Regions from separate parts of the Homo sapiens genome. Here region 1 is linked to region 2. A link is an interaction called in ENCODE POLR2A ChIA-PET data of the cell type or tissue named here. Cell type or tissue: PC-9. All regions are shown on one strand. Each heading gives the region's core, and the rest is flanking DNA. Links, peaks and the distances in the headings are about the cores only.

Region 1 (11,884 bases), core at 1,725-9,724, 110 kb after region 2:
AGCACTTTGGGAAGCTGAGGCAGGCGAATCACCTGAGGTCAGGAGGCCAACATGGCAAAACCCTATCTCTACTAAAAATACAAAAATTAGCTGGGCGTGGTGGCAGGTGCCTGTAATCCCAGCTACACAGGAGGCTGAGGCAGGAGAATCACTTGAACCCGGGAGCGGAGGTTGCAGTGAACCGAGATTGCGCCATTGCACTCCAGCCTGGGTGACAAGAGCGAAACTCCGTCTCAAAAAAAAAAAAAAAAAAAGCTACTCCAGTGAATACATGAATGATAAGAAACAGCCTTACTGCTGACGTGGAGAAAGTTTCAGTGATCTAGACAGAAATTCCCTTAACCAAAGCCTAATCCAGAGCAAGGTCGTAACTCTCTTCAATTCTATGAAGGCTGAGAGAGGTGAGAAAGCTGCAGAAGAAAGATTTGAAGCTAGCAGTAGGTTCGTAAGATTTAAGGAAAGAAACCATCTCCATAACATAGTTCAAGGCAAAGCAACAATTGCTGATACAGAAACTGCACCAAGTTATCCATAAAATCTGGCTAAAATCATTGATGAAGGTGAATCTAAGCAACAGTTTATCAATGTGGACAAAACAGTCTTCCAATGGAAGACTATACCATAGATATCTCTTTATTGGAGATGCCACATAGGACTTTCATAGTTGGAGAGAAGGCAAAGCCTGGCTTTAAAGCTTCAAAAATCAGGATGACTCACTTATTAGGGACTAATACAGCTGAAGTTGAAGTTGATGCTCATTTGCCATTCTGAAAATTTTATGGCCCTTAAGAATTACGCAAAACTACTCTGCTCATGCTCTATAAATAGAAAAACATGCCTGGATGACAGCGTATCTGTTTACAGAAGGGTTTAATAACTATTTTAAGCTCACTATTGAGATTGCTCAGAAAAAAAAAGATTTATTTCAAAATATTACTGCTATTGGCAATGTACCTAGTCCAAGAGCTCTGATGGAGAGGTACAAGCAAATCAATGTTTTTTTCATTCCTAATAGCATAACATCCGTTCTGTAGCCCATGGAACAAGGTGTAACTTCAACTTTCAAGTATTATTATTTAAGAAATACATTTTGTAAGGCTACAGCTACCATCAATAGTGATTCCTCTGATGGATATGGGTAAATTCAATTGAAAATATTCTGGAAAAAATTCACCAAAAAATTCACCATTCTAGATACCATTAAGAACATTCATGATTCATGGGAGGAGGTCAAAATATCAATATTAACAGGAGTTTGGAAGAAGGTGATTCCAAACCCTCATGGATGACTTTGAAGGGTTGAGGACTTCAGTCCAGGAAGTAACTGCAGATGTGGTGGAAATAGCAAGAGAATTAGAAGTGAAGCCTGAAGATGGGACTCAATTGCTGCAATCTCATGAGCAAACTTGAATGAATGAGGAGTTGCTTCTTATGGATCAGCAAAGAAAGTGGTTTCTTGAGGCAGAATCTACTCCTGGTGAAGACACTGTGAACACTATTGAAATGCCAACAAAGATTTAGAATATACATAGGACTTAGTTGATAAAGCAGCAGCGGGGCTTGAGAAGATTAACTCCAATTTTGAAAGAAGTTCTACTGTGGGTAAAATGCTAACAGCATCACAGGCTGGCTCCAGTGGCTTGCACCTATAATCCTAGCTACTCAAGAGGCTGGGGCAGAAGGACTGCTTGAGTCCAGGAGTTCTGGGTGGTAGTGAACTATGATTGTGCCACTGTGCTCCAGCCCAGGCAACAGAGCAAGAAACTATCTCTCTTTTTTTTTTTTTTAAATCACATACTATAGCTAAATCTTTCAAGAAAAGAAATGAATTGATATGGCAAACTTCACTGTTGTTTTATTTTAAGAAATTGCCACAGCTACTCAAATCTTCAGGAACCACCACCCTGATCAGTCAACAGCCATCAACATCAAGGCAAGACCCTCTACCAGCATAAAGATTATGACTCGCTGAAGGCTCAGATGACCTTCAGCATTTTTTTTTTTTAGCAATAAGGACATTTTTGTGTTTTTTGTTTGTTTGGTTTTGTTTTTTTTTTGAGACAGAGTCTTGCCCTGTTGCCCAACTGGAGTGTAGTGGCACAATCCCAGCTCACTGCAACCTCCACCTCTTGGGCTCAAGCAATTCTCCTGCCTCGGCCTTCCAAGTAGCGGGGATAACAGGCACGCACCACCATGCCCAGCTAATTTTTGTATTTTTTTAGTAGAGATGGGGTTTCACCATCTTGGCCAAGCTGGTCTCGAACTTCTGACTTCAAGTGATCCACCCCACCTCGGCCTCCCAACATGCTGGGATTACAGGCATGAGCCACCACGTCCAGCCAATACAATCTTTTTTAATTAAGGTGTATACATTATTCTTTTAGACATAATGCTATTGCACACTTAATAGACTACAATATAATACAAGCATAACTTTTATATGCACCAAGAAGCCAAAACATTTCTCTGACTTGACTTATTGCAATACCTGCTTTATCGTGGAGGTTTGGAACTGAACCCACAGTATCTCCAAGATATGCCTGTAACCACCAGACACATTTAAACATAATTCCAAATAGACTGTGGGAACCGAGTAGACAAAGGGAAGAAGGGGAACTGAAACACTTCATTTTCGTTATAAATCCTTCTGTACTGTTTGATTTTGTAATCATGTGCATATAGTATAGTGTTTTGAAAGTTATTCAAAGGTTTGTTTTTAACTGGCAACCTGCTTTATTTACTAACAATTTCTTTAGAGTCAACTCTATTGATATAATTCTAGTTCATTTTCTTAACTGTACATAGTAATAATTGCCCAACTATACAATCACTAACTTATCCATTATAATACTGATAAGCATTTAGTTTGTTTCTGAAGTTTCTCTATGAAAAGCAATAGCACAATGAAAAACTCCTATCCCCAATCTCCATGGTGCCTCTGATATCCTAGGATGAGAACATCCCCAGCGAAAAAGAATCTGCCTCTCTCTAGAACAGAAAATTAGGTTTTGTCTGGTGGAAGATTCAAGAAACTCAACAAGTTTCAAAAAGTTGTAGAGAAGCATTTTCAGAGGTGTTAATAGTTACAATGCCATGTATATAGCAACAACCTGATAAAAAATAAAAACAAAAAAAATAAAAACTCCTATCTAAGGTTGGGCATAGTGGCTCACGCCTGTAATCCCAGCACTTTGGGAGGCTGAGGTGGGAGGACTGCTTGAGCCCAGGAGTTCGAGACCAGCCTGGGCAACATGGTGAAACCCCATCTCTCCAAAAAATACAAAAAATTAGCCAGGCATGGTGGCACACACCTGTAGCCCCAGGTACTCAGGAGGCTGAAATGGGAGGATCACCTGAGCCCAGGAACTCAAGGCTACAGTAAGCCATGATCACACCAATGCACTCCAGCCGGGGCAACAGAACAAAACATTGTCTCAGGGAGAAAAAAAAAAAAAAAAAAAAACCTCCTATCTACTCACACATGTGCAAAATTTTAATCTGTTCGGTTGTCTTCAAACTTTTTACATTATGTTGCCCCAAAGAATTTTTAACCTTTGCCACATTTTTTAAAACATAAACTCCAGATTTTATATGGATTTCATCAGTTTTTCATTAATATCCTCTTTTTGTTTTAGGATCTCATCCAGGACGACAATGCATTTAATTGTCGTATCTCCCCAGTCTCAAAGGCTGTTTTTCACTTACACTCAGGAGATACTTGTTTAAGCACGGTCATTTGTATAAATTTAACCAAAACATTTAACTTCTCTGATTCTCAGGTCTGTTTGCTGTAGAATGAGGAAATACCGCTATCTGAGAATATCTAATAAGATAATAATATGAAAAGGCCCTATAAACTGTTTTCATACTGGGAGTGTATATTTGCTTAATACATATTATTCACAAGCTAGTCAAGGATCTAAAATGTCTTCTCTTATAAAATGTCCAGAGAGAATTAAAATTCTCTTCCCCACCCCAACCCGCCAAATATGTAACTTCATCTTTATAACTACATGGAGAACCCAAAGACTCGACATGTTCATAAAGGACTTACATATAATGTTTGAGAAGCCCCAAGGAAAAAAATCACAATGTAAGTCTAAAGAAGTGATAATATAAAATGTATTTAATGTTCTAATCTTACTAATACAAGTCACACAATAATTTTTTTTTTTTTTTTTTTTGAGATGGAGTCTTGCTCTGTCACCCAGGCCGGAGCGCGATGGTATGATCTCAGCTCACTGCAACCTCCACCTCCCGGGTTCAAGCGATTCTCCTGACTCAGCCTCCCGAGGAGCTGGGATTACAGGCATGTGCCACCACACCTGGCTAATTTTTGTATTTTTAGTACAGGAGGGGTTTGGACATGTTGGCCAGGCTGGTCTTGAATGCCTGACCTCAGGTGATTGGCCCACCTCAGCCTCCCAAAGTGCTGGGATTACAGGCGTGAGCCACCACACCCAGCCGTCCACATAATAATTATTAAGAGAGAAACTAAAGCCAATTTCTAATTCCTTAATATCTACTACCATTTCTATTTTTTGTTTTTTCATTCATCTATTTAATTTTTATATTTAAGGAATAATCTGAGCATTATTAGCAGAATGATGACATGGAATTAACAATATGAGTACCCTATTAAAATTTTTATAATTCTATAAACAATCAAAATTATATTTTCTGATATCCATGGACAATGAGCAACAATTTTCTTAGCTCTATGAATTTAAGTACCACTTTTCTTAAAACTCTTAGGGAAAAAATGTAAGTCAACCTTTTAAATTTGGTAACGGGAAACTCAGCCAATAACACTTTAACAAAGTGTAGCATGTAAGATTTTAATAAATATTTTTGTTTGGGCTTTAATACTACTAGTTTTATACATGTATATATATATACATATATACACAAACTATGAACATCCTAGTAGGATTCAACCACTGAGAATTATATCAAATATTGACTCCTAACTGCCAGCTAGACTCTAACAGGACATTAAGACAAAGACATCTTTTAGGACAAAGCATGAGCTCATGGGAACGTACTAATTTATCTGATATAGCACAGTGCCCTACTTTTTAGTAGCAAGACCTTTCCCTTGCTTTACACACATTACACCCATTGATATCCATGGGAGCCTGATGCAGGAAAGGAGCACCATGTGGCCTCTTGGAAGGGAAAAATTTATGTCTGCTTTTGAATGTTGTTTGCCACCTGGAAGCCAGCCAAACCAATATAAACATCCCCATTCATAAAGCACTGGATAATTCTTTGTCTTCAGTAAATTCCAGACTTTTGAAAAGGTCAAATTCAATTCGAGAAAAGGGAAATCATTATACTTTAAGAAGGCCCAGAACACAGAAAGAATATCATACATTAAAAGATAGTACAGTACTGACAAATAATCCAAAATACTGTAGCTGAGATGAAAATCTGCAATAATAGCTGCCATTTGGGGGCTGTTTTTAATGTGTTAAGCATTGAGCTAAATGCTTTACATAAATCATCCCATTTGATTCTCACAAAAATCAGGGAAGTGGATGTTATCCATATTTTGCAGGTGAGGAAAGTCAATCTTAGGTTAACTGGCAGAACCAAAACTGTAAAACCCTGTGCTCCTAAAATACTACAGCGTACCTACCATTAACTGTAGAACAAGGGCAATAATATTAGCCAAGTGTCTGGATATAGCCTATTCCTTGGGAAATCACTTTTAAAATTTATGCTGCAATCTTACTTGGTAACTTTGCTTAGTTTTCCATCGGCGTTGTTTTTTTCTTTCTTAATATCTATCATAGTGACACTATTGATTAAATACACCTTCAGTTTCTTAAATGTTAAGGAGACTGCAAAATATGAAAAAAAACAATAGAATAGCCTTTAATGGGACCATGTGAGTACAAGCATCTTCCATTTAACCTAACTACCACCATTTTCTTTTGATATAATTATCAAACTTTTCACGCAATCATTTTCTGCACTGCCAGAGGCAGAGCTCCCTTTCAATAAAAAAGATATGAGGAGATGCTTTTCCAACTCGTACAACCCCTGATATGAATCTTACAGGCAGACCAGGCTGGCCAACAAAGTCAACTCCCATCCTGACAGACCAAGAGTTCAAATACTTTAATACTGTGGTAACCCCGACCTTTTACATTATTCTAAGATGCCTTCTGTTAAAGCTTAGAACAACTCCCTAGGGAGCAGTGCCACAGGAATTTCTGTAGTTCATGGAAAAATCTGAAAAGCACAGATACAATTTCTTTGTAACCCAATCTCCAAAAATGGGAGATTTGAAGTGAAGGGAAGATTTGTGTTAGAAATGAAGGCAGCTTTCCCATCACATAAATGAAAGCAAAGAACAAAGGTCAAGGGTCACCACCCCATTTCACTGAATCTAAAGTCCTCAATACCAAACATATGACCAAATTCAGTCTTCCAAATTGTTACAATTTAGCTGGCTATCTTTACTGCGTAAATTTGAATATACTGTTTAAATCATAGATTTCATTTACAAAATCAAACTACCAAGACACAGGATACACTAAGGTGTATATATTGCATAATTAAGTAGTAAAACATCCCAAGGGCTCCAACCACAATTAGATTTTTACCGTAAGGATTGAATGCATGGTAATCAGAGAGATCATCTGTGACTCTGCAATGAGAAGGATTTACACAATTTCCAAATTCTGAAAACCAGGTTATTGCAATGCCTCTGAAATACAGTTCTAGGAAAAGCTGTCGTTAAGTAAGATTAAAAATAAATGTTAAAAAAAAATTTAAGGTAATTATGACCCTAGTTTCACAGAGATAACTGTTTTGGTATTACTAAAATTTACTATTGATACTATATACTGATTTAAAGAGAAAGAAATAACAAGAAATATTATATTGCTTGCTCCAAAGAAATCTTAATATATCTTAGCCTCTTTTGACAATTAAAATCTGCTGAGGCTCAATACAGGTTTACCTAAAATTCCACTGCAATAGTACATTTTTTAAGGCCACATCATAGAAGAGACAATGCTCTAACGACCACGCTAAAGAAGTTCCATTAAATACATATGCACAGAGGAAATGAACATAACTGTATTAAGCCAAACTATAATCCTCCCCAGATCTTGTTAGAGTAAGCCTTTATTCTGTTGATAATAATTATCAGTAATCCCTTACATACAAGAACACTTCTCGCCCATTACTGATTCATAAAAAGTAGAATCAGCAAGTTTTGCTACTATAGTGTCATTTCAAGCTGTCATTTCAAGCTGAGGTTGCTTAACTAATTTTGAACTCACTTTACAAGATGTAAAAATTATATCCCTTTTAATTCTAAATTTTTCATTAAATTTCATTTAGGGTACAAAATTGTGAGTGTTCTGATTATATAAAGATCATTTCCATATTTTTAATTTTATATTTAATTTTAAACATTTAAATAAATATATATTCTACAAATCATCATTTATTCATTAAAATTACTCAGATTACTTTTGTCTGTAAAACAAGGTCTAAACAACTGACAGAGTTCTCAAGCTAAGTTGATAAATAATTCATAAATCATGTGCATCATGCAGTTTCTAAAGAAACTGAATCATCTGGGACTGGGGAAACAAACGAGGCAGCCAAGAGTTTTGATTTCCTATGTGGGTGTCAGCAAATCAAATACCTTCCTTATGACTGAGTTAGTTTATATAGAAACAAGGTAAAATACAAGGTCTTTGGAAAATCACATTCACTATTGGAAGACAAAATTTCCATGTTATCTTAAAAAATAAAACTGAACTTACTATTAACTGAAATTTGAAGTTAATATCACCATGGAGTCAAAATACTATCCCTGAACTACTACAGTAGTTATACCAGCTCTTAAGTAAAAACGAACAGATTCACATTAAAAACAAACAAAAAAAAACACCTTCAGTATTTCCTAGTTAAGCAGAATGATTAAAGAGCAAAACAACTGGTTAAACTATCAATTTGGTTAAATGATTTTTATTGAATAAGACAAGCATGGGATGTCACTTTTCAAAGAACTACAATAAGCTGCTAACATTTATTATCTACCATGTGCCTACTGGCACCATTCTAAGAGTGTAACTTAAATTAATCCTCAAAACAGGCAGGTACTAGTATCATTCCCATTTCAGAGAAAAGGAAACTGATACACAGATGGGATACACACTTTGCCCAGATTTAAACAGTTGGGAAGTGGCATATTTTGTTCTAAAACCAATACTGAATACAATGTAATGATTATTTGATGATTCAGAAAGGAATAGAATATTTAGTCCCAAATACAGACTCTTTCTGAAGTTAAATCATGACTGTACAAAAATGTAGACATCACATAGACACAGATATCCCAAATCTCCCCGTAAGAAATTGCTTTGCATTTCCCTGAAGGACCCTGACAGTGCTGACATGCAAACCTCATTAGGATGGGGGTAAGTGACAAGGTTCTGATTTCAAAACAGTGGACTTTCTGAATTCATAAGACTGAGAATAACAGTGTAACAACCAGTTGATTTAGTCACTATCAAATTATTTTCACATCTCATCTTCTAAAAAGTTTTAAATAAAAAATATCATTTTCTCCCCCACTTTCCCATAAATGAGGCAAAATTTAAAAATATATATTCTGTGCAAACACTTAAAGTATGTTATTCTAGTTAAGTTATTGCCCAATCTACAAAATACTCCAGTGGAAAATGGGGTGATAGTGAGCTAGCCCCAAACTCTGAAAATTAAACCCATAAACACATAGTAGGAGAGATTAAGACAGTGACATACAAAAAGAGCAAAATCTTCCAAGCAAAAGCAGAAAGCAATATTGGAAAATCAAAGGAAGACTGGACTAAATGCAAGGAAAGCTGTGGCCTAATCAATGGTATTAACATAATCCAAAGGAAGAATGTGTAAACAGCTACAGCTGGAGAATGAATGGTAGTGTGGAGTAGAGAAAAGAGAGGCCCTAAAAGCAAGCGTGTGGCAGTGTTCATCAGCCATGCTGACCATAAAGGGAGCCCTGAGCAGCTGCTACTAACCATCTGGTTGCTGGGCAAGAATAACTATTTGGCAGAGGTGGATCCAACAGGCCATCATTACTTGATGGTAAAGATGACAATGATGATAATAATGACAACAACTTGTATTGTGCAGTAAACTTTTTGCCAGGCATAACATTAGGCCTTTAACATACATCAATTCACTTAACCCTTAGACAAAACCAATGACATATTATCCCTATTTTATAGACAAGGAAGATGACGCTCACAGAAGCTAAGAAACTTGACCAAGGTCACTCCATAAGTGACAGAGCCATGATTTGAACCCAGATATGAGTCTATATAATATACCTATAGCTCTATATACCTATAAAGATGGCTGAGAGAAATTAAAGGAGATCTAAATATATACTACGTTCATAGATCAAATGACTCAATATTGATACTTGTGAATTTCTCCCCACTGACCTTTTTTTTGAGACAGGGTCTCGCTCTGTCCCCCAGGCTGGAGTGCAGTGGCACAATCTCAGCTCACTGCAACCTCCGCTTCCCAGGCTCAAGCAGTCCCCCCATGTCAGCCTCCCAAGTAGCCTGGACTAGAGGTGTGTGTTTTTTGTAGAGACAGGGTTTTGCCATGTTGTCCAGATTGGTCTTGAACTCCTGGGCTCAAGCGATCCACCCACCTTGGCTTCCCAAAGTGTTGTGATTACAGGTGTGAGCCACTGCATCCAGCCTCCCAACTGATCTTTAGACTCAACACAATTACAATCAAAATCATGGCAAACATTTTTATAGAAACTGATAAACTGATTTAAAAATTTACATGGAAATATAAAGGAACAGACTAGCCAAAACAATTACGTAAAAGGACAAACTGGGACTCACATTACCTGATTGCAACATTTAAAGCTATCATCATCAAGATGGTGTGGTAATGGCATAAAATTAAACACACGGGTCAATGGAACTGAACAGGGTCCAGACAGACCTAGCAATATAGGGTCAACAGATTCTTCCCAGAGGTGCCAAGTTAATTCAACGGAAGAAAGGACAGTTTTTTCAACAAATAGTGCTGGAAAAACTAGACATTCATACGTAACTAGCATATTACCTAGCATCATACACAAAAGTTAATTCAAAACAGACCACAGTCCTAAATGTAAGGGACAAAACTATAAAACTTCTAGAAAAAAATGTAGCTGCATATCTTTATAATCTTGAGTTAGGCAACAACTTCTTAGACATGTCATCAAAAGCATGAACCACAAAAGAAAAAAATTGGTAGGCTGGACTTCATCCCAATAAAAATTTTTTGCTGGTCAAAACATAATTCCTATTACTTCCAATTCCAGGCATACTATGGCTTCTCATACAGATTTTCTGATAGAAAAAAATGTACTAGTCTTCTATCCAACATGAATGTCCAAACCACTTGGCTGTTGAATTCTTTTCACTATACGTTAATAAACAAGTTCTGGTTTAAACATCAGGCACCTTGGAGTTTGTTTACCTAGAAAGGGTGAGTCTCCCTGGGCTAAGAACCAGACCCTGAGCTATGACGTCATCCAAGTAACACCCCATGACTTCTGGCCCACCTACCCAAGCCCTAACAAAGTCCACAACTGTTTGTTATAGTTTCTTTTGAAAAACAGTACTTTGTTTAAAAAAAAAAAACCAACTGAGATTGTCCGTGCTGCTACTTTTTTCTCAAAAATACAAAAGTCTATAGGAATCGTTTATATTTGCTATTAAATACTCCAGCAATAAAGTTTGAGGACAAAAAGCGTTGAGAGACATGAAACATGAAAAGTTTGAAATAAAAACAAACCACAGTAATAATAAAACTTAATGCAGTGGGAAAAAAATGTAAAATTCATGTTTTCCATTCTTATTTTTTAAATCATGGAGAAGAAAGGGTAAAAAATGATTTACCATTTATCTAATATGTTGTAATTGTTTCCTAAATGAAAATAATAAAATTATCCACAATTGAGCTAACCCAACATTCCTTTAATAAAGAAGACTACGGATGTGGCTACTTAGATTCAGCATAAAATATCATTCTATTTACTTTTTGCTATTCAAATTAAATTTGATTTCCCACAACTAGTAAGATGTATTCTACAATTTGTTTTCCTGCAGTAAGATTCAATTGAGAGGTTAAAATAAATGAACCAGTGAAACTTTTATAATCAGCAGATGGAGCACAAGCTAATAATAGAAACTAGACAACATTTCCTCCCACCTGCTGGTATTCTGTGTTTATCAGTCAGTGATAACTTCAGTAATTTGTGAATAATGGCTAGTGGGCAAATTTGTTGCATGAGTCTGGTGTAAGTCTGGTTTATATTGGACTGCCTAATGTGAATCCCACAGTGCGGTGCAGCCTTCCTCATCACCCACACTGCCCTCCATGGTCATCTGTAATGTCAAATCACTCAGCATCTGATGGCAAAGGGAACAGCTGGGAGGCAGGATTGTGTGAGGACTCTACACTATTGACTCACTCCTCTCAAACCTCCCCACCTTCTCTTGAAAGGCACTCATCCCTCTTCTGCCCTGTGATCTGCTTCTTGGTGCTCTCCCTTAAGCCTCCAAGATACTACCGCACCCCAAATTCTTTCTCTGTCTCCCACTCCAAAGTCAATCTCATCAGTCACAAAGTATTCAAGGAATGGGTCTGGTATCAGGGAACAAATCTCAACTGCCCCTCCCCGAGTGAGGCATAACTTCTGAATGCTCCAATCATCTTTTTCTGTCAGGGCATCAGTCAGGGTGCTAGCTAGAGTCTCAGGGGTATACAAATCTTTCAAACACTATTAAACAATCTTATTTCACAACCTAACCATTTGAGTGGTAGCATAAATTAAATTTAA
Region 2 (11,884 bases), core at 1,280-9,279:
CACAGAAATTTAAAACTGGAAAAGAGGTATGTAGGAAAAGGAGGGTAAATTGCCTCAGGTAACAGTTCAGCCTGGCAGACAATTTTGGGTTAGATCAAAGCTGTACCACTCATTGTTAAGTGAGTTGAGTAAGCTACTTAACTTTCCTGAGACTCAGTTTCCTCATCTATAAAGATGGAGCTCATAACAGAACACTTCAGAGACTTGCTCTGAAGATAAATGTAGTTGGGGAGTGCTTGGAATATAGCAGGACTCAACAAATAGCATTATTATTAGCAGTAGAATCATGATCTAGTACAGTATCCTCCTTTTATAGAAAATGAAACTGAGACCTAGAGAAATAAAGAAGACTGCCTAAGTCATGCAGCTGTCTGGTGGCAAAGCCTGACTAGAAGAACTTCGATCTTCTGCCTGCCAGGCCCGTAGTCCACATTGCTTATCAGAAAACCTACATTAAGAAGAAAATGAAATGGCAAATACTAAGCTAAGGTGATGCTGATTCTCTAAATCTGGTGTGTTTTTAAAAACACACGAGCAGGTGCCTAAAACATATACAATACTGTCTCATGACAGAAGATATTCTGATTAAATTAAATCTCAAGCAAGGTGTTTTTCAATAAGCAATCTAGAGGATTCTCCTGCAGGGACCCTGGGGCCAGGCTTTGAGAAGTACTGCTGCAGAATAAGAATAGTAAAAAGCTCCCTATCCAACGTCCTGACCCTTAGAATCACCTACAGAGCACCCACCCTTATCTATTACATTAGAATAACTGTAGGTGACATCCAGGCATCTATCTGTTTTGAAATATCTTCAGATGACTCTTACATGTATATGGCCAGGTTAGAGAACCCACAGTCTACAGATGATGAAAACAACTATCTTTGCCAATATCAACTTAACAAAACTGGGAAGAGGTGGGATTTGTGAAACTAAAGAAAAAAGAATGTTTTCTGGAAAGAGCTCAAGGACAAAGGTAGGAAACCTTGTCACAAGGTACAAGGTGAGTCTTCGACAAACAGAAGATCCTTGAAAAAGGTACAAACACTAAGTTCATTACTCCTTGTCTCCCAAAAGGATCTACCTTCTGCCACCTGTTTATAACATATCCTTCACAGATGACACTATTAACATCAATTCCTGCTCTAACTTTTTAGCAATCTCCCTTAAATTTCATTGACAAGTAAAACAAGTGGGATGTCGTGCCATAATTTAACTCAGGTAATCTTATTTACCATGTTGCCTTAAGGATTTATTTAACCTGAGTTTCCATTTTTTCATTCTGTATATGAGGCATAGTCTATTTTGCCTATTTCATAGAGTTGTTTGGATGATCAAATGACGCGATGTGTCTGAAACCATTATTCCAATTCCAAAGCAGTATACAAATCTAATATACTCCTTTTTTACCTACTTATCCTAATAAAAATATAACATGTTGATAACATTTATATGCAGCAGGAAGGGCTGGATGAATGGCCTCCACAGAGCCCCCTGAACCAGGAAGACCACTCTAGGTCAGCATGTCATTGCAACGACTCAAAAGGGAAGTAGGCTGAGAATGATGAATGTCACAGGACTAGGGGAGATCAAGTCAGGTTAAGATAAGCTCAAAAAATTGTACACTATTCTACTTAGAAGTTAACTCAAAAGTTAAGTCCAACCCTACATGCAACTCAGAGCAAAAACTGATCACATAGGGAAGCTATGAAAAAGAACAAACAAAAGGAATGTTGGTTAATCAGTCATTTCCGGGATGAAATGCCAATGAAGCGGCTGGAAGCTCTCATTTGCAACTAATTCTCCAATGAAAAATGTAGAATCCAATGCAAGATAAAGAGTTCTGTGGAAGTTTCCAACCAAAGATAATTAAGAAACAGAGTCAAACACCTCCAAGGTAACAGGAAGAATGTCCTAAGAGGAATAGCTAAACTCTTGATTTGGACTCTTTGTGTGCCACAGAATAAATAAATAGTCTTTATCTGAACTACAGGGACATGAGATGTCAAACCCTTCAGATAATATAATGACTACCCATTCAGCTTTAACCTAGAAGACGTCAGGCTTTATATACATTGCATTACAGTTATTTCGCAAATCTGACTGGTCAGTTTATGACTTATTTCCACATATATTTTCCATTGAAGGAAAGGCTAATGTACCACTAAGGAAACAGATTATAAAAATTTCCATTAATGCAAAAATGTACAGCTTACTTGAAGCCAAATTATGCTGGAAAACATATGTGAAATTAAACCAAGTGCTTATATTCATAAACATATAGTAGTCAAGTAGTTTTCTTTTGCACTAGGCTTTATGACAGAGCTACATAGATAATGACACAGACTGAATGCTTTCTTTTTAAAATATAACCACTGTAAAATATAAACAGAACTGATGGCATAATATTGGCAAGGTGTAGCGGTGTATATAAACAGGACACCTTCAGGAGAACTCAGAAACCAAGGTCAGTGATGATGGCGCACACTAACCCTCATAAAACCTCATTCTATCATTATGCAAATGATCTCTGCTCATTGATACAATGACCTTGCCAAGAATGTTTAACATCACAAATATTCTTTATGTTCAGATTTTTTATTAAAAGATAAAGTTAGGAATAGCTTAAAGAAAAAGCCATCAACTCCTGAGTAGTAACATGTAGAGGTTATGTGGATAATACATTTTTTGAGCAATTAAATAAATACCTATCTAATTATATTTTAAAGACAAGTAAAAACCCCAGATAAGTAACTTGTCTAAAGCTAAATATCAGTGTTAGGAATAAAGATCTCAACTTCCTAGTAGTCTGTGTCATTTTCAAATTCCTATGGCATGCTACCCTAACAATTTCTGATTTTAGACTGGGGCTGGGGAATAACATAAAGGAAAAGATGTACCCTAGCCCTCAAAACATATGCACAGAATTGACAGCAATTATGTGAATGTTTCTGCACATGAAAATCAACAGAGAACCAGAATCTGGCTTTTCAAACTCATGAATCAGCAAGTCGGTATTGACTGATAATTTTACAGTATCCTATTATTTGTTACAAAGCTATTGTCTTCTCATGACTATTTCTAATTGAACTTTTACCTACAGTCCAACTAAGCTTCCACAGGCTATTCCACAGGCAAAGTCAAGAATCATGAACCAGAAAAATTCAAAAGATATGCACTCTCTTACTGTAGTGCTTTTTAAAGTCTTCCACCAATAATGAAAATGTACAGGATTTTTAGATTAAAGTGTGGTCAAAGAATGTGCACAGCACAAAAATAAAATCATAACAATCAAACCTGAGGCTACTAACAAAACGCAACAGAAACTCTATGGCTTTTACATACACTAATATGAAAATAACTTTATAAAAGACAAATTAGATGTCAGTCTGATGTGAGCACCTGGAACACTTATTTACTTGAACTCAGACTCCACATTTCACTTACCTCATTTCCATCTGTGTCCTTAGAAACAGAGGACATACTAGTATAAAGGGAATGGCATCTCTTTTTTTTAAACTGAAAATGCTGTGTTGCATGAGGGCAAAATCTCTCAGTGTTTTGCTTTTCTTGAATACTGCTATAACTTTTTGGTGGGTCTTCAGGAAACCCACTTTTTTCGAGTGATCTTTCTATACCCGAGGGAATAGAGCTTAAGCTGGCTGCCTTTCGGAAAGAAAAAACATCAGTTTTTTCCTGGAATGTTATTTCGCTTGTGTTGACATCATCTAAATGTTTCTTCCTCTTTGCGCAATATGGAGTGCTGTCTTTTTCTGAAATCCTTTCATCCAGTTCACTAACTTTTACTTCTGTTTCACTGTCTTTAGCAGGAGAAGTGTTCACACAGTCAGACCAACTGCTTACAGCACTCGGCAGAAGTTTCTGTTTAACGCTGTCAGCTACAACTTCTGTCTTCTTTTGCTGAATACCATCTCCCAGTGCAGAGTTTAGGGTAACAGATTCCTGCTGTACCAGTCCCCTGGATAAAGGAGCTGGCTGTTCTTTTGAAGGCTGACTGCTGCTCTTCTTCTTGCCTTCATTTTCATTGTTTGCCCCAACTGACTCTTTGTCACCTCCAGTTTTTTTGATCGGTTTTCTTCTGAAATATTTTCTTCCAGGAGAGTATTTTTCAGGGTTCAAAGGAGTTTTGGCAGGATCTACATATTGTTCTTCTTTCTCAGCTCTTACACATCCACAGACATTCCCCATTTGATTTGTAGGAGATCACAGCTCCATAGATTCACTCATTTCAAAATCCAGAGCTTACTTAGATCCTCTCCATTAAGTCTGAAAATTCCACTCTGACATCTGTTCCACACAGACTTTATGACCATCCTCTTCAGTCTGAGGCCATTTTGCTTATGAGAAAGGCACACACAAGAAATGCCGTGGCATCCTGCCCAGCCGGTCCGTGTCTCATTAGACACTGTGGCTTATTTCTGGCCACCAATCCTCTTAGACAAACATTACTGCTCACTGTCAAATTACAACACTGATGAGCTCTCAAGGCAAACCCTTAGCTTCACTGTATGAGAAGATTATGACTGTTTTTAACCTTCGGTTTTCTGAAATGCAGATACACTAATGAAGTTTGCACTTAACCTTTGAAACTATTTGGTGGTTCAACGAATGAGAGCAAAAAGAAAGCAAACACCAGTCAGGAGAGATTTAGGAAAGTGCCCTTCAAATTTGGATTCAAAGTGCCTTTCAAATTGAATTTCAGAGACTCTCTACCCTCTACCATATATTTTTTTTTCTTAAGAAATACCAACTAATTTTGGTACTTGCACACAAACACATCAAAAGCTCAAAGATCTCTGTAAATTTTATTAAGACTCTTATTCAAAACAAGTCATAAAAAATAATAAGCTGATTCAATAGCTAGCAGGAGAGATAAGTGCTAAATGCTTATAATTCTCTAATAAAATTGTTTCTAAAAAAAATCAATCTTTTAAAATAGTTTATAATACTTTTCAAATAATATAAATTTCCAAGCCATGACCTTATCTAATTATTAGGACTTTAATGTGATACCAAATAGATAAATTATATAATTTAAAGCATGAAAGATTTAGCAAAAGGAAATATATGTGCATTCATATATATATATATACATATATATATATGTAGTTAAACTTTATATGTAACTTTTATAATCATACCCTAGTTAAATATTATACAGTTTTTATGAGGGCCTTGCTGGAAAAATAATGAATCAGTATGAGACTTGATTATCTAAGGTGTGCATATTTCTAACACTGAGTCATAGATATGGTAAAAAAAAAAAAAAATTAGAATAGCATGAAATGGATTTACACATAAGTACAAATCATTTCACTACTAAAAAAATTAATAATTGCCTTTCACTAGGTAGTCTTTAGACTGATCAAAAGATGGAACTCATTATATTTTACTAAGTAAGAATACTCAGTTAGTCAAGTTAGCAATGATACTGTAGATGTTTGTCAATAACAGATCCTGCATTGTAAAATTTTCCTTAATCATTTAAAAACATTCTCCGGTAGCAAAAACTGAACATCCCAGAAGAGAAGCTGGTAAAAATAAGGTCCCAGATTTTTTTTTGTTTTTAACTTGATTTTCAGTGTATTCAAAGGTAATGAGTGGTACATTATTCAAGAGACTATAAATGTATAATGGCTGATATTTGTACTAACATGATGGAGGGGCAACCAGTGATCTGCACTCCCCCAATCCTTCCCTCCATCTCTGCTGATGAAGTTTAGATATTTGTCCCCTCCAAATTCCATGTTGAAAATGTGACTCCCAATGTTGGAGATGGGCCTAGTGGGGGGTGTCTGGGTCACAGGGGCGGCTCCCTCATGAACGGCTTTCGGCCATCCCCACAGTAATGAGTTCTTACCCACTTAAGAGTTAGTTGTTTGAGGCCAGCAACGGCAGTTCATGCCTGTAATCCCAGCACTTTGGGAGGCCGAGGCAGGTGGATCACCTGAGGTCAGAAGTTCAAGACCAGCCTGGCCAACATGGTAAAACCCTGCCTCTAATAAAAATAGAAAAATTAGCCAGATGTGGTGATGCGTGCCCATAATCCCAGCTACTTGGGAGGCTGAGACAGGAGAGTCACTTGAACCCAGGAGGTGGAGGTTGCAGTGAGCCAAGATTGCACCGCTGCACTCCAGTCTGGGCGACAGAGCGAGACTCCCTCTCAAAAAAAAAAAAAAAAAAAAAGAGTTAGTTGTTTGAAACAGCCTGGTACCTCCTACCCCTCCTCCTCCTTCTCTCTCTCTCTTACCATGTGACAATCCTGCTTCCCCTTTGCCTTCCACCATGACTGAAAAATTTTCTGAGACCTTACCAGAAGCAGATGCCAGGACTATGTCTCTTATACAGCCTGCAGAACCATGATGATCCAAATAAACCTCTTTTCTGTTCTTTATAAACTACTCAGCCTCAGGTATGCCTTTACAGCAACACAAAATGAACTAATACACCTGCCAAACTAAGCAGCTGTCCATTTCTAGGCCATATACACTGCTACCTCTCCCAGAAATGGCCCAACTTAGTCTGCCTGGTTACTGGCATTCATCTTTCAAAGCCTATCTCTAGTATCTGTGAAAATTTCCTACATTCTCTAAAGCCATTCAGATCCCACTACAATGCTCCTTTCCCATACATTTCTATTTTCATTTATATCACCAATAATATTCATCACCCTATGTTATAGTTAATTTCATGGACACTCTCCCAATAAACAGAACAATATACTTCATTACCTTAGTATCTCTGGATCTAGCATGTGGTGGCTAATGATATAGGATTACTGTAATGATAATGCTTACCTTCAGAAAGCCTGACTGAAAAACAGATTCCATTTATGATGCTATAACAAATATTGTTAAAATAAAACAATTGGTCTTTTGAAATTGCTTCCATTATTTATGTAAAGTATAGAGAAAAAGGCTGAGTCACTCTGAGTGAGGATGATTACCACTGCTATAAATCTTTATATCTTGGCATAACCAAAAAACAATTCTTATCTCAAGTTATTGTCATACTAAAAAAAGTTATTTCATTTAAATAAGAGAGAACATTTCCATTTAACCAAAACATAGATGTGTTCCATTCCAAATAGATTTTGGTCTAATTTATGAATATTGGTGATAATTTGTTACATCATCTTATAATTAAAGCCCTAAAATACAATGGATTCTAGAACACTATGCCACAGTATATTAGAAGCAAAACTTTTTTTATTTTTTTGAGACAGAGTTTCACTCCTGTTGCCCAGACTGGAGTGCAATGGCGTGATCTCAGCTCACCACAACCTCTGCCTCCTGGGTTCAAGTGATTCTCCTGCCTCAGCCTCCCAAGTGGTTGGAATTACAGGCATGTGCCACAACGCCCGGCGAATTTTGTATTTTCAGTAGAGACCAGGTTTCTCCATGTTGGTCAGGCTGGTCTTGAACTCCCAACCTCAGGTGATCCACCTGCCTCGGCCTCCCAAAGTGCTGGGATTACAGGTGTGAGCCACCGTGCACGGCCCGCAAAACTTCTTTTGATACTTCTGTGACTAGTCTTCCTCTCTCCTCCAAAGGCAGCTGAACCCCAAAGGGCTCTCTTAGTATATAACTCCTTTTTGAAGACTTTTGCTTTAAATTTTCTCAAACTCAGCCTCTAAATACACTGCTTCTACCTCCCAACCCTTTTGGCTTGTTATTTTCTAGTCTCTGCTCCCAGGAGCTTGGGTCTCCAATGTCTTCTTTCTAGAACAAACTATTGACCTCTACTCCATCTTAATTTTCTTGTGGTCTCTAGTGGCATTTCATACTGCTCACCATTATTTCTACTTGAAATTCTCTTCCCTTGGTTTCATCAGTACATTTTCCTATTACTTCATCCATCTCTCCAAATGCTCCTTTTTTCTCTTTCCTCAGCAGAATCTTTTCCCGCAGGCCTTCTCCAAATTTTTATCCTTAGTGCTCCATCTCTTCTCCATCTGTGCTCTTCTCTTGGGTCCCCTGAAGATCCCTTCTTTCCGATAAAATCAGTGATCACTTGTGTAGTGATAACTTCTCCAAGTTTATATCTGTACCTCTGGCTTCTCAGCTCCACTCATGTCTCCAACTGCTCAGCAGACAGAGGCACAGGATATCCCACCATCCCATCAAGCCCACCCAGAAAGTAAGTGCTTTTCCCCCTAGCATCACCCCTGTGTCTCTCAGTAGTCTACTGTTTCGTAATCTCTCAGGCTAAAAAGTTTTGTTATCTTTAACAAATCCCTTTCCTACACCCTCTATGCCCTGTGTCCAAGTCCCTTTCTTTCTTCCTGGAAAGTGTGACCTCTTCTATTCAATTTTGCATCCCCAACTGAGTCCTGACCTTTATCACTACCTCAGCTTCACAGCTTATCTCTCTCACTATGGACTCTGCTCATTTCTATCTATTTTAATGGATGTTGTTTCCTAAAACACATTTTTTAAAATTTAGCAAAATTTAATTGAGCAAAAAACGATTTGAGAATCAGGCAGCCCCCAAACCAGAATGGATTCAGAGAGACTCCAGCACAGGTCCTGTCACCGAAAAAGATTTATGGACAGAAAATGGAAAGTGATGGACGGAAAAAGGAAAGTGATGAACAGAAACACATTTTTTTTTAAGCTCAAAGTAGTAACATGACTGGCATCACAACAGTAAGTAAAAGAGCCAAGAACGAAACTTAATTCTACCTCCCTCCGAAGCCTGAATGCTTTCCATTGCCCCAGTGATCCTTCGTCTAACATTCAAAATTCAGACACAGCCTACCTCACCAGCTGGTGATGAAGTGATTGATTCTCTCCAATAGACCTCTGACTTTCCCGTCTGGGGTTCTTGCAGTTTCAACTCTGCTAAAAGCTCTAGGATCTGATCCACTTAGGACTACTTAAATGATCCCTGACAAAGCCACTGAGGAACTCCATATGAAATCAACTTTTTGGCCAGTTCTACCTAGACTTTACCCAATTCTGATAACAAGGTCTGGTTCTGCGCTTCATGCCAAATTATTGCCTTCACTTAGGTTCAATATCTTTGATTCCAGTAATGCCCTCAGTCCTTTGGGGTCCTGGCTTCCAGTTCTGGTTACTGGCTCTCCCTGACATTAACAGCTCAGCTAAGTGGATATTCACCTGTATTAGCTGCCCTGTAGTCTGGCTGACTAACACCTTTTCCTTTGATTACCTGGATCTCCATGAATGTCCTTCTGCTGAAACTATTCAGCTGCCTCTGTTCAGGTCCTAGACCTACCTAGACTCTGATTCCTGTAGCTCTCCATACCTGTCAAATCTATCCTGTTCCCAACAAGCCCCCCAGGTACATTATTCTCCACCATTTGTCTACGTAACCTGTATTTCAGCCAACTTAAAAAAAAAAAATTTTTTTTTTTTTTGAGACAGAGTCTCGCTCTGTTGCCCAGGCTGGAGTGCAGTGGCGCAATCTCAGCTCACTGCAACCTCTGCCTCCCAGGTTCAAGCGATTCTCCCACCTCAGCCTCCCGAGTAGCTGGGACTACAGGTGCATGCCACCACACCTGGCTAATTTTTTGTATTTCTTAGTAGAGACGGGGTTTCACCCGTTAGCTAGGATGGTCTTGATCTCCTGACCTCATGATCCACTCGCCTCAGCCTCCCAAAGTGTTGGGATTACAGGCGTGAGCCACCGCGCCCAGCCTTTAAAAAAGTCTTATTCCTCACCAGATTTGTTTCAAAACCCCAGGTCCTTTTTGAAGCTGGCAAAGGATCACTTCCTCCTTCAAGATCCAACTGTACAGTAATCTATTGGTAAGATGTACTGAGTGCCTACTGTGGGTCAGGCTCTGTGCTGCACACAGAACATTTCTGGGTCTTTTTTATAATTTAAACTTTTATTTTAGATTCAGGGGGTACAAGTGCGGATTTGTTACATGGGTATATTGCGTGATGTTGAGGTTTGGGGTACAGATGATCCCATCACCCAGATAGTGAGCACAGTACCCAATAGGTAGTTTTTCAGCCCATGCCCTTTTCCCCCTCCTTCCCACCTCTAGTAGCAGAACATTTCTTAAGCAGACCAGCAGTTAGTAAACTAAAGCAAGTTCTAAAGTTAGGAATCTCCTTAAATCAAATGAAGATTCTTTTTAATGTATCACTTCCCCAAAACTAAATCAAAATCGGTCCTCAATTGGCTCAGGTTTATTAGATAATAATTCAGTCAATAAATTTGCATTTTCCTCAAATCTAAAGAGAGAAAGCACAGCTCTGCATAAAACATGAATACTTTTCTTCTTCACATCTCTTTATAATTATGCTGCCATCTAGTGTCTATCAAAGGAGGAAATAGTTGACAGTGCTAAGAACCTGTATTACTAAAAAACATTCTAAATAAGGACTAATCATAAAACATTTAAGTATCTAAAACAGGTAATACTTTCTAATGAGCAAAAAAAGTGTGTCTCCAGTCAATAAAAAGAAATATGTCTTCCAACTCTGAGATAACAGACATTGTCTTTAAAACTACATTTAAGTTTATCAAGAACAGGAAACTAGTTGCCAGATTCACAAGCAGCATGTTGCTTAAAAGAACAATTCAAATATATTACTTAAAGAAAGAAGCTTGAAATTTATTTTTCTTCCATAGAACATGAATGCATCATTCACCCTTCATAGGAACCACCTGAAAACTAGCAATTAGATGCTGAAATTAAGAAAATTTGGGCTTACCTGAAAGTGCAAAATTATTGTCCAGATTAATCCCAAAGTCAATTTGGGATTTCCATCTGTTATGTCATCATTTCTAATATTCACTAATTTCACCTGTTTTGAATGTGAAGAAGAGATAAAACCAACTGTTTATCAAACCTGAACCAGTTATCTTTACCTACATAAAAGCAATTCTAAAATTATACAAAGAAAAAATGGAATAATTTAAACACCAGTAGTCAACTAAATATTGTTTTACCCTTATTCTCAATCATTTTATATTACAAATCATATGGTAACAACAAAGAAAGAGCAAGTATTATTGCATTCTTGTCTTCCACAGCAGGGATCCCCAACCTAACCCCCAAACCTATACCATAGGGACTGGGCTGCATGGCAGCAGGTTAGCAGCGGCCCAGGAAGCATTACCACCTGAGCTCCACCTCCTGTCAGATCAGCCACTGCATTAGATTCCTATAGGGGTGTGAACCCTATTTGTGAACTGTGCATTTGAGGGATCTAGGTTGCGCACGCACTCCTTATAAAAATCTAATGCCTGATGATCCGAGGTGAAACAGTTTCATGCTGAAACAACCCCCACTCCTCCCACCAGCCAGTTCATGGAAAAATAGTCTTCCATGAAACCAGTCCCTGTTGCCAGAAAGGTTGGGGACTGCTGTTCTAGAGCAAGTACTAAAAGCATTCACTTGTCAATACAAAAATACAACTCCTCAAGTGAGAAGTCCTAAATATTTGAGATCTTAAAATTAGAAAAAATTTTGTCTTTTAAAAATAAATTTTATTTTACTTTTACCATTAAGTATGAAACTATCCTAACAATTCTAACAATTTTCTCAAATTTCCATTACAAGGTTTTAAAATAACTAGCATTATTTTGCTATCAATGTGCCATAAATATATAAGTCACTGGGCATTTGGAAGGCTGTTCAAATATTTTAAAATAATATAATACTCAGACTTAAAGCTTATCAACTGTCAAACTGTACATTCAGGTAAATAAATCAAATGATGATCCCTAACATTTACTTCCTGGACAAAATCATTTAATATCATGAATTTAAATACTGAGAATTATATACTATGATATTTAACATTTTACTTCTTGGACAAAATGCTGCCAGAAAACATTTCAGAAGTATCCATCTGGAAACTTTCACTAGAATGATGAATAATA

What was found. ChIA-PET counts read pairs that join two places held together with the same protein. Peaks named below come from ENCODE experiments on the same cell type or tissue, not always from the same donor. Only the 100,000 strongest peaks of a DNase experiment are listed, where the experiment ranks them.
Region 1: POLR2A ChIA-PET joins it to region 2 with 5 read pairs; 3 of 35 experiments call an interaction of 5 or more read pairs at or near these places.

What each region holds. Positions count from the first base shown.
Region 1 is chr6:56,797,584-56,809,467 of GRCh38, forward strand. All of the region lies in intron 4 of DST (dystonin), which reads right to left. Among named protein-coding and RNA genes, the nearest start is that of DST-AS1, 40 kb to the right of the region's middle. In PC-9, for the core only: no CTCF peak of the experiment used is centred there; no DNase peak of the experiment used is centred there; H3K27ac peaks cover 81 bases.
Region 2 is chr6:56,688,943-56,700,826 of GRCh38, forward strand. It overlaps DST (dystonin), which reads right to left. Exons shown (of 104, transcript NM_001374736.1): 9 at 10,711-10,803. Among named protein-coding and RNA genes, the nearest start is that of DST-AS1, 150 kb to the right of the region's middle. In PC-9, for the core only: no CTCF peak of the experiment used is centred there; a DNase peak (open chromatin) is centred at 5,279; H3K27ac peaks cover 4,508 bases.